Regions from separate parts of the Homo sapiens genome. Here region 2 is linked to region 1. The links are chromatin loops, found by intact Hi-C in ENCODE. Cell type or tissue: OCI-LY7. All regions are shown on one strand.

What was found. A loop is a pair of places that touch in the nucleus more often than their neighbours do. Peaks named below come from ENCODE experiments on the same cell type or tissue, not always from the same donor. Only the 100,000 strongest peaks of a DNase experiment are listed, where the experiment ranks them.
Region 2: a loop joins it to region 1, with 8 times the contacts of the local background. A loop is called at or near these places in 2 of 110 quality-filtered maps.

What each region holds. Positions count from the first base shown.
Region 1 is chr2:78,977,628-78,981,627 of GRCh38, reverse strand. No RefSeq gene overlaps it. Among named protein-coding and RNA genes, the nearest start is that of REG3G, 46 kb to the left of the region's middle. In OCI-LY7, CTCF peaks have their summits at 1,586 and 1,791 (motif pointing right); DNase peaks (open chromatin) are centred at 1,797 and 3,857; H3K4me3 peaks cover 812 bases; H3K27ac peaks cover 118 bases.
Region 2 is chr2:78,885,381-78,889,380 of GRCh38, reverse strand. No RefSeq gene overlaps it. Among named protein-coding and RNA genes, the nearest start is that of REG3G, 140 kb to the left of the region's middle. In OCI-LY7, no CTCF peak of the experiment used is centred here; a DNase peak (open chromatin) is centred at 1,740; H3K4me3 peaks cover 1,981 bases; H3K27ac peaks cover 2,158 bases.

The sequences.
Region 1 (4,000 bases):
CACAAGATGAGCTCTAACTCTGGAGCCAGACCTGCTTTGATATGAGGCTTTATCATATCTGAGCATTGAGACCTTGGGGGAAATGACTTAATCTGTCCTTTGTCTCGGTTCCTTATCCGTGAAATGGGGAAGATGATCCTAAAGAGGTTGTTGTGGTCATCAGGTAAGCTAATTCATATAAGGTGTTTAGACAGTGCTTGGCATATAACCAAAGTTATTGCTGTGCATTCAATAACTGTGTGAGGTGGGTAATGTGATCCTAATTTTATGAATGAGGAAATGGAGGCTTAAAGGGGCTAAGTTATTTCTCCAGGACCGTAAAGACAATAAGTAACAGAAGGGGCATGGAACCCCATGTTCATGTCTCCAAAGCTGGGAGTACTTTCGTCCCACTGCACTGCCTCCCAAACCAGAGCATGCAGCCTAGTCTTGAAAATAAGGAGCTGGTGCACATCAGAAGATTAATATGAGTACGTGCAATATGTACCAAATGAGTCCCATGGGTAGCCTGACCATCCACTGAGAGTGTTCTTGTCTTGTTGGGACACATGGAGGTTTCTCTCTGGAGGAAGTGGGATTTCCTGTCATGTGACATGGTTGAAAGAGCTGGTCCCCTCTCACCATGTCAGAAGCATCTATCAGTCTGACTTTAAGGTTCAATAACTTTGGAGAATACTGTACTTGAAAGAGAGGGGAAGAGCACACAAAGGGGAGGGGAAGTTGAAGACGGGTAAGTTCCGTTTCATCTCCCATTAGGCTTATGAAGTAGGGTGATCGGAGACTGGATATCAATATTTTTAAAAGCCTTGTTGGCTAGAAATGTCATGATTTTTTTTCTTCTTGCTGTAGGGATGGAATAATCCGCACCCCCTAGAGCCAAACATAACATTTCAGTGGACCCTTTTTTATGCAAAGCCAAAGCCAAAATCTAGCTTCAAAATGGAAACGTTTAAGACAATGTGGAACTAAATGATTTGCTTACATAATAATCTATATGCCATTTTTATTGTGGACCAAACTTCAGGTTGAAAAGGGAAGATTGGCATTTCACTCTTAAGTATTATTTGCCAGGGTAGACACACATATCAATCACATACACTGAACATTGGGATGGTGGGATGTGTTAAAACAATTTGAGGTTCCAGAATCAAAGAACACCATCTGTGAGAGTGAAACACAAAAGCCACTTCAAATAAAATGTTCCTGAACTCTTAGCCTCAAATCACTTTGTTGATAAAATTACTGAGCTTGTTCCATTTATATCCATATTAACTTTTAACCTCTGCACCATTCCAATAGTAAAAGATTAATCACACAGACTAATGATGCGGATTAATGAGGGAAAATCTGAATCACTGAGAATACCAATGCCAAAAGTGTTGAACAAGAATGCAGTTTTATTATTTTCATGTGGCATATATACAAATACTAAGTAGTAAGTTCCAAGTATAAAGCTTTTTTAACAACCCCACATGATATAATGTATTGAAAATACTTCCACATGTTGAAAGATTCCTTGTACACGTAAGTGAATTATTGAATTGCTGAAGGAAGCCTTAAGAATCTTGGCTGCCAATTTTAGTCAAGATCTCTTTTAGTTGCGTGAGCTTGAGTATACACAGAGGAATTATCTTGAAATTTAACTCTACAAGACCCTCAACATTTAATCAGACATTCACAATTAATAGGTTAGTAACTATCAATATTTTCTGATATATCTAAGTATGCTGTCCGAGAAAGTCACCATTGCTTTGGTTTGGGAAGGTGTTCCTTTGTGTAAAGAAGCAGAGGACCAGCAGGTGGCAGTGTATCCCCACCTGTGGGAGGAGAGTTCCTTGGTCATGCATGAAAAGCCCCCCGCTCAGGCTGGAAACAAATAACATAAAAATATTTCTTTACTCTGTGGAAAGTGGAAATTCATCAACCATTTTCTTTTTTTCTTCACACAGCTGTAGAGTGTTGGTGAAGTACCTCCTCTCAGAGTCCTTGTCTTTTGGGGTGACACGGCCCTGCCAGCTCACAGGTCCTCGGGTGCCCTTGCCATTTCCCAGGGCGGATATTGCAAAGTCCTGCCAGAGACCACTCAGATGCCTGTGTCACAGTCGCCCAATATGAAGTGTGTGCTCTCCAGAAAAGCAGTATCCTCCAGCACACTCTCGGGTTAATAGAAAGGGTGCTAGGGGAACACAAGGGATCCCAATTCCTCACTGCCTGAGATGATAAAACATCCCTGGGGTGATGCTCAGCAATGCAAAGACATGAATGAATAAGCTGGAAGGAATCTTGGAGTTCCTGGCTATCCTCTTCATTTCAAAGAGAAAGCAACAATGGCAAACCAAAATTATCCACCCCAGACCACCCAGCTCATTATGTGGTAAAGGCAAGACTAGCACTCAAGTCTCCTTGCAACCCAATTAATCTTTTTTCCCATACGTTTACAATGCATTGGTATTAGGCAAAGAAAAGTTCGGCCGGGCACGGTGGCTCACGCCTGTAATCCCAGCACTTTGGGAGGCTGAGGCAGGCAGATCACCTGCAGTCAGGAGTTCGAGACCAGCCTGGCCAAAACGGTGAAACCCTATCTCTACTAAAAATACAAAATTAGCCTGGCTTGGTGGCGGGTGCCTGTAATCCCAGCTACTCAGGACGCTGAGGCAGGAGAATCACTTGAACACCAGAGGCGGAGGTTGCAGTGAGCTGAGATCACGCCACTACACTCCAGCCTGGGTGAGAAAGAGAGACTCCATCTCAAAAAAAAAAAAAAAAGAAAAAAGAAAAAAAAAGTTCTGAACAGGTCAAGGGAAAGGAAATGCTTTTGTTGACTGGTTTCTGTATTCCAGGCACTGTGCTTTTTTCTTTTGTACGCACAGTCCTTCAATCCCCAGCTGCTAGCAGATGTGATTATCTTTTCATATATTCATCACCTGAAGTGCAGAGGGGTTGCATGAGTTGCCTGAATCACTTGGCTAGTAAATGGTGGTAGAAATTTGTGTCTCACACTTGCAGAGAGAAGCAAGAGTCAGTTTTTAGAAGTCTTTAAGCCCTGAGCAGGGAGGAATGTGTAAGGATTAGAGGACCAGCATCAAAGGTTGGCTCCTCCTTTGTCTTTGTAAATACTACTCTGCCTTTCATGTTGTGCTTTCCCCAGTCCCATTTTACATTGGAATCTTCCCACAAAACTTTCTCTGAACAATCCATCTCAAAGTGCTTAATCCTCTGAACAAATGTATTATTTTTGCTTATCAGGCATGTATCATTTACTGCTTTTAAGAAACAATGATCTCTTTGTGTAAAAAATAATATTTTCTTCCAGTTTGATGATAGGTGATTACAACTATTCTGATTGCATGATGGATTAAATATTTAAGAAACCAGTTGGGGTTTACAAAAATAGAATGAATCCCTTCAGGGAACATTGATAATACTCTCTTAAGACTGATATTTTCTAGTTCTCTATGTTGAGAATCTTTTAGAATGGGGATCAGTGCCCTCAACTCTCCACAAGTGTTGAACTAGTGACCTGGTACATTGGTCGGGCTACCCTTGACAGCTGCAGGCATGTGGCTTTTCTGGAGAAATGAAGCAACTGTCAACTTTCCCATAGTCTAGTTTCTATAATTCATGCAGTGTGCACTGTGTAGAAGGTGGATCCTGGGATAGCAAAACCAGAGTGACTTAGATTATATAGGCAGTCATATGTGGACTGGCGTGTTAAAATTCAGTCACCAATGGAGTAGCTTAGAGCTAACTCCTCCCAACAAAGGAATTGCATGTTGAATGGCAACCATCATCACGCACAGTAGAAGTCTCTTTTTGAGGAAGTATTTTTTCTAGGTAAAGAAAGAGGAAGTGGGCCATCGGTGGTTAATTTACTGTGTTGAGTAACACTGAAAGTTTCCTAGTTCCCAAACAGGGTGGACTAGTGAAACTAAGGTGATTTTTCTGCTCATAAGGTCACACTTATGTGTTATACTACATTTCTGGGAATCTTGTCATAAAT
Region 2 (4,000 bases), 92 kb after region 1:
CCACACAGGAAAGACACCAGGGTGGTGAAAGGGCAGAAGACAGGAGTGAGAGGATGGTTTCAGCCATTGCATTTGTTGGGGTCAGCAGGAAAGGCAAGGTGGGGCAGGTTGAATAATTTAGGATTGGCTTGTTTGAATAACTGGCAGGCTTTGGGCTATAGGGGTGGCCCCTACTTGCCTGCTACTTGGCCCTGGGATGATTAAGGCAGAGGACTGTTACCTCTTGGGGTGGTGGGCCAGGTAGAGAAGGTATGGCTCTGGTGGTTATTTTGTTTATCAAAGGCATACTCCTGCTGGGTCCTTTACTATCTCTTAGAATTGGCTTAATCCGGGGAGAGGCAGTCTCTCCCCAGCTAAGAAGGTTTTTTAATGTGTTAAAACATCACATTGTATTTATGCATCAAAATATCACCCTGCGCCCCATAAATATATACAATTATTATGTACCAATTACAAATGATAATATGAGATGGGAAGGGAAGGAGAGAGGAAGAAAAGTTGGATAAAGGGTATAAAAACACAGTTTGATAGAAAGGAATAAGTTCTAGTATTCCATAGTATAGGAGGGAATTCATAGTTAACAATAATTTATTGTATATTTCAAAATAGCTAGAAGAGAAGAATTGCAATGTTCCCAATACAAAGGAAAGATAAATGTTGGCGGTGATGGATAGTCCTATTACCCTGCTTTGATCATTACACATTATATACAGGTATTAAAATATCACATGTGTTTTGTACAACTATTATATATCAATAGAATTTTTAAAATAAATTATAATAAAATTATAATATACAGTAAATTAAAAACATATTCACAATATAATGGGGAAAATTCCAGGGCAGATCTATTAGCAAAAATGTAATTGTATGTAATTTTAATAGAGTGTTACTATAATCTGAGGCCACCAAAATTTCTATAACCACATTCAGATTTTCTCTAGTTAAGATCTAAATAAGTTTCAGGTTATTGAATGGGTTTTCGAAGCCTAGACAGTATTTTTCCTCCCAGAGGACTAGTGCTTTGTCAGAAGGTTTTTAAATTCCCTGAACTTCAGGTGTTGTTTAAGAGAAAAGGGTCCATAATAAACATTTGAAGTTTAATTAGGAAATTCATGCATTTTAAATTCCCCCTTGTTCATGCTATTTGTCGGAGTACTTGTGTGAAGGAACTGTCCTTGGAGAAAGGGAAAGAAAAAATCTTTTATTAAAATTGAAAAACCTTCATGTTTATCATTCATATTTACTTGGAGACCAAGTATGAAAAGTTTTAATGTTGAAGAACTTTCCACCAAGTTTTTATGAGCAAGTAAAGCAGGGATATGAAATTGAGTTGTAACCTTAACTATGAAGTTGACTGTTGCAAACGCTATTATACTGGGATTCTGTTATATCAGTGGTTTTATTTGCACATTCTCTGCTGTATATTAAAAGCTACCTTTCTCATTGTGCTTATCTCTTAATGGTAAATACTTTCAGAATATCCTAGCTGTTAATAGCAAAAGTTTATCGAAAATCTTCCTCTCCCAGGGTGATGTGGTAAAATTAGTTTCATTATCATTAGTTTGCTCATTTAAAAAATGTTGGAACGCTTGATGGTGGTAGTAGTAGGTAGGTATCAGCTTCAAATCTTCCCTTAGCTGTGCTGCACAGAATTTCAATTGTATAGGCTTCTTATTTGAGAAATGTTTCACTTCCTGGCAAATTTAAATAGTCATTTAATGCTATTCTTATTGAAGAAGGCCACCTGGAAATCATGCTCATTTCATGGTTGAATGTCTGTATTGCTGCCACTGCTGCTGCTGTTTAGAGTGGAAGGGACTGATGCTATGAAGCTGTTTAAAAACCTAAGCTAAGGATCTGAGTGTGTTTGCTTATTTTTTTTCTTTCCTCCCTTCTCTTTGATTTTATTCAAATGTAGATGCTTTTGACTTTCTCAATATTGTAATTTTCATTGTAGTGTCAAAATCTTGGATGTAAACTAAATGATATAAACATGTAGGACATTTTTTTGTCTGAATATCAGCTACTGAGAAAGATTATGACATTTTTTCTGTGCTGTTTTCTCATTCCTTAGGGCAAAATATTTTCTAGTTAGGAATGAAGCTCTTTGAAGAAGGACAATGTTTTCTACAGGTTTGTTGAATTAAAACATTAGCCAATTAGAAAAAAAAAATCACCATTATTTAAAATAGTATAATTATAAGTGTATGTTACTTGAAAACTGACATCTATTTGAAATGCCAACATTTTGAGTGTATTGAAATGATAAAAATATTTAAATATATATTTATTAAAAAATAATGAGAACATATGCCAGTATTTTTTCCTCTGTGGTCTAATTATATATAAACATATTCAATAGGAAAAATAAAATTTGATACCTTTATTAATATTTCAGAAAAGAAAGACATCAATGTAATATTGTGAAGTTGTAGGGATTGCAATAACAAAATCTCATTATATGCTAAGAGTTGTGCTACATACATAGAGAGAACTAAAAAGTTGTAATCACATGCAGCGTTTTAACCAATTTAATGTAAATAAGAAAGAAGCAATGTTAGAGCCCTTTATTCTGAGCTATCTCTGAATCTCAACTTTAAGTCTTATTATCAGAACTGGGTAACAAGTGAACCCTTAATCTAATAAGAATGAGAACCCATGTGTTATTTAGAAGTGTTGTTTAATCTCCAAAGAATTAGGGATTTTCCAGCTATCTTTCTGTTATTGATTTCTAGTTTAATTCCACTGCGGTCTGAGAGTAGACGTTGTATGATTTCTATTCTTTTAAATTTTCCGGTGTTTTTTATGACCCAGAATGTGGTCTATGTTGGTGAATATCCCATGTGAATCTATGAATAATGTGTATTCTCCTATTGTTGCATAAAGTTGTCTGTAGATGTCCATCATGTCCAGTTGATGAATGGTGTTGTTGAATTTCACTGTCTTTATTAATTTTGTGTCTGTTGGATCTGTTCTTTTCTAATAGGAGTGTATTGAAGTCTCCAGCTATAATAGTGTATTTATATATTTATCTTCACAGATCTATTAGTTTTCTTTCACATATTTTAATACTCTGTTGTTAGGCACATACATGTTAAGAATTATTATATATTCTTGGAGAATTAACCCCTTTATAATTACGTAGTGCTCTTTTTTATCCCTGATAAATGTCCATGCTCTGAAGTCTGCTGTAACTAAAATTAATATTGCTACTCCTATTTTCTTTCAATTCATGTTTTTAGCTTGGTATAATTTTCTTCATCCATTAACATTTAATCTATGTGTGTTTTATATTTAAAATGGATTTATTTTAGACAATATATAGTTGGGTGTTCTTTTATCTTCTGACTCTTTATCTTTTTATTGTGTGTGTGTGTAAATATGTATGTATATATACACATACATATCTTTAATTTTTATTTCAATAGCTTTGAGGTAAAAGGGGTTTCTTGTTATATGGATGAATTACATAGTGGGAAATTCTGAGATTTCAGTGCACCCATCAGCCATAGTGTTCATTGTATATAATATGTATTTTTTTTTTTTTTTTTTTTTTTTTTTTTGAGGCAGAGTCTCGCTCTGTCGCCCAGGCCGGACTGCGGACTGCAGTGGCGCAATCTCGGCTCACTGCAAGCTCCGCCTCCCGGGTTCACGCCATTCTCCTGCCTCAGCCTCCCGAGTAGGTGGGACTACAGGCGCCCACCACCGCGCCCGGCTAATTTTTTGTATTTTTAGTAGAGACGGGGTTTCACCTTGTTAGCCAGGATGGTCTCGATCTCCTGACCTCATGATCCACCCGCCTCGGCCTCCCAAAGTGCTGGGATTACAGGCGTGAGCCACCGCGCCCGGCCAATATGTATTTTTTTATCTGTACTCTTCCTTTCACCCTCCCCCTTCCAAGTCTCTAAAGTTCATTATATCACTGTGTATGCCTTTGCATACTTATAGCTTAGCTCCCACTTATAAGTGAGAAAATAGAATTTTTGGTTTTCTACTC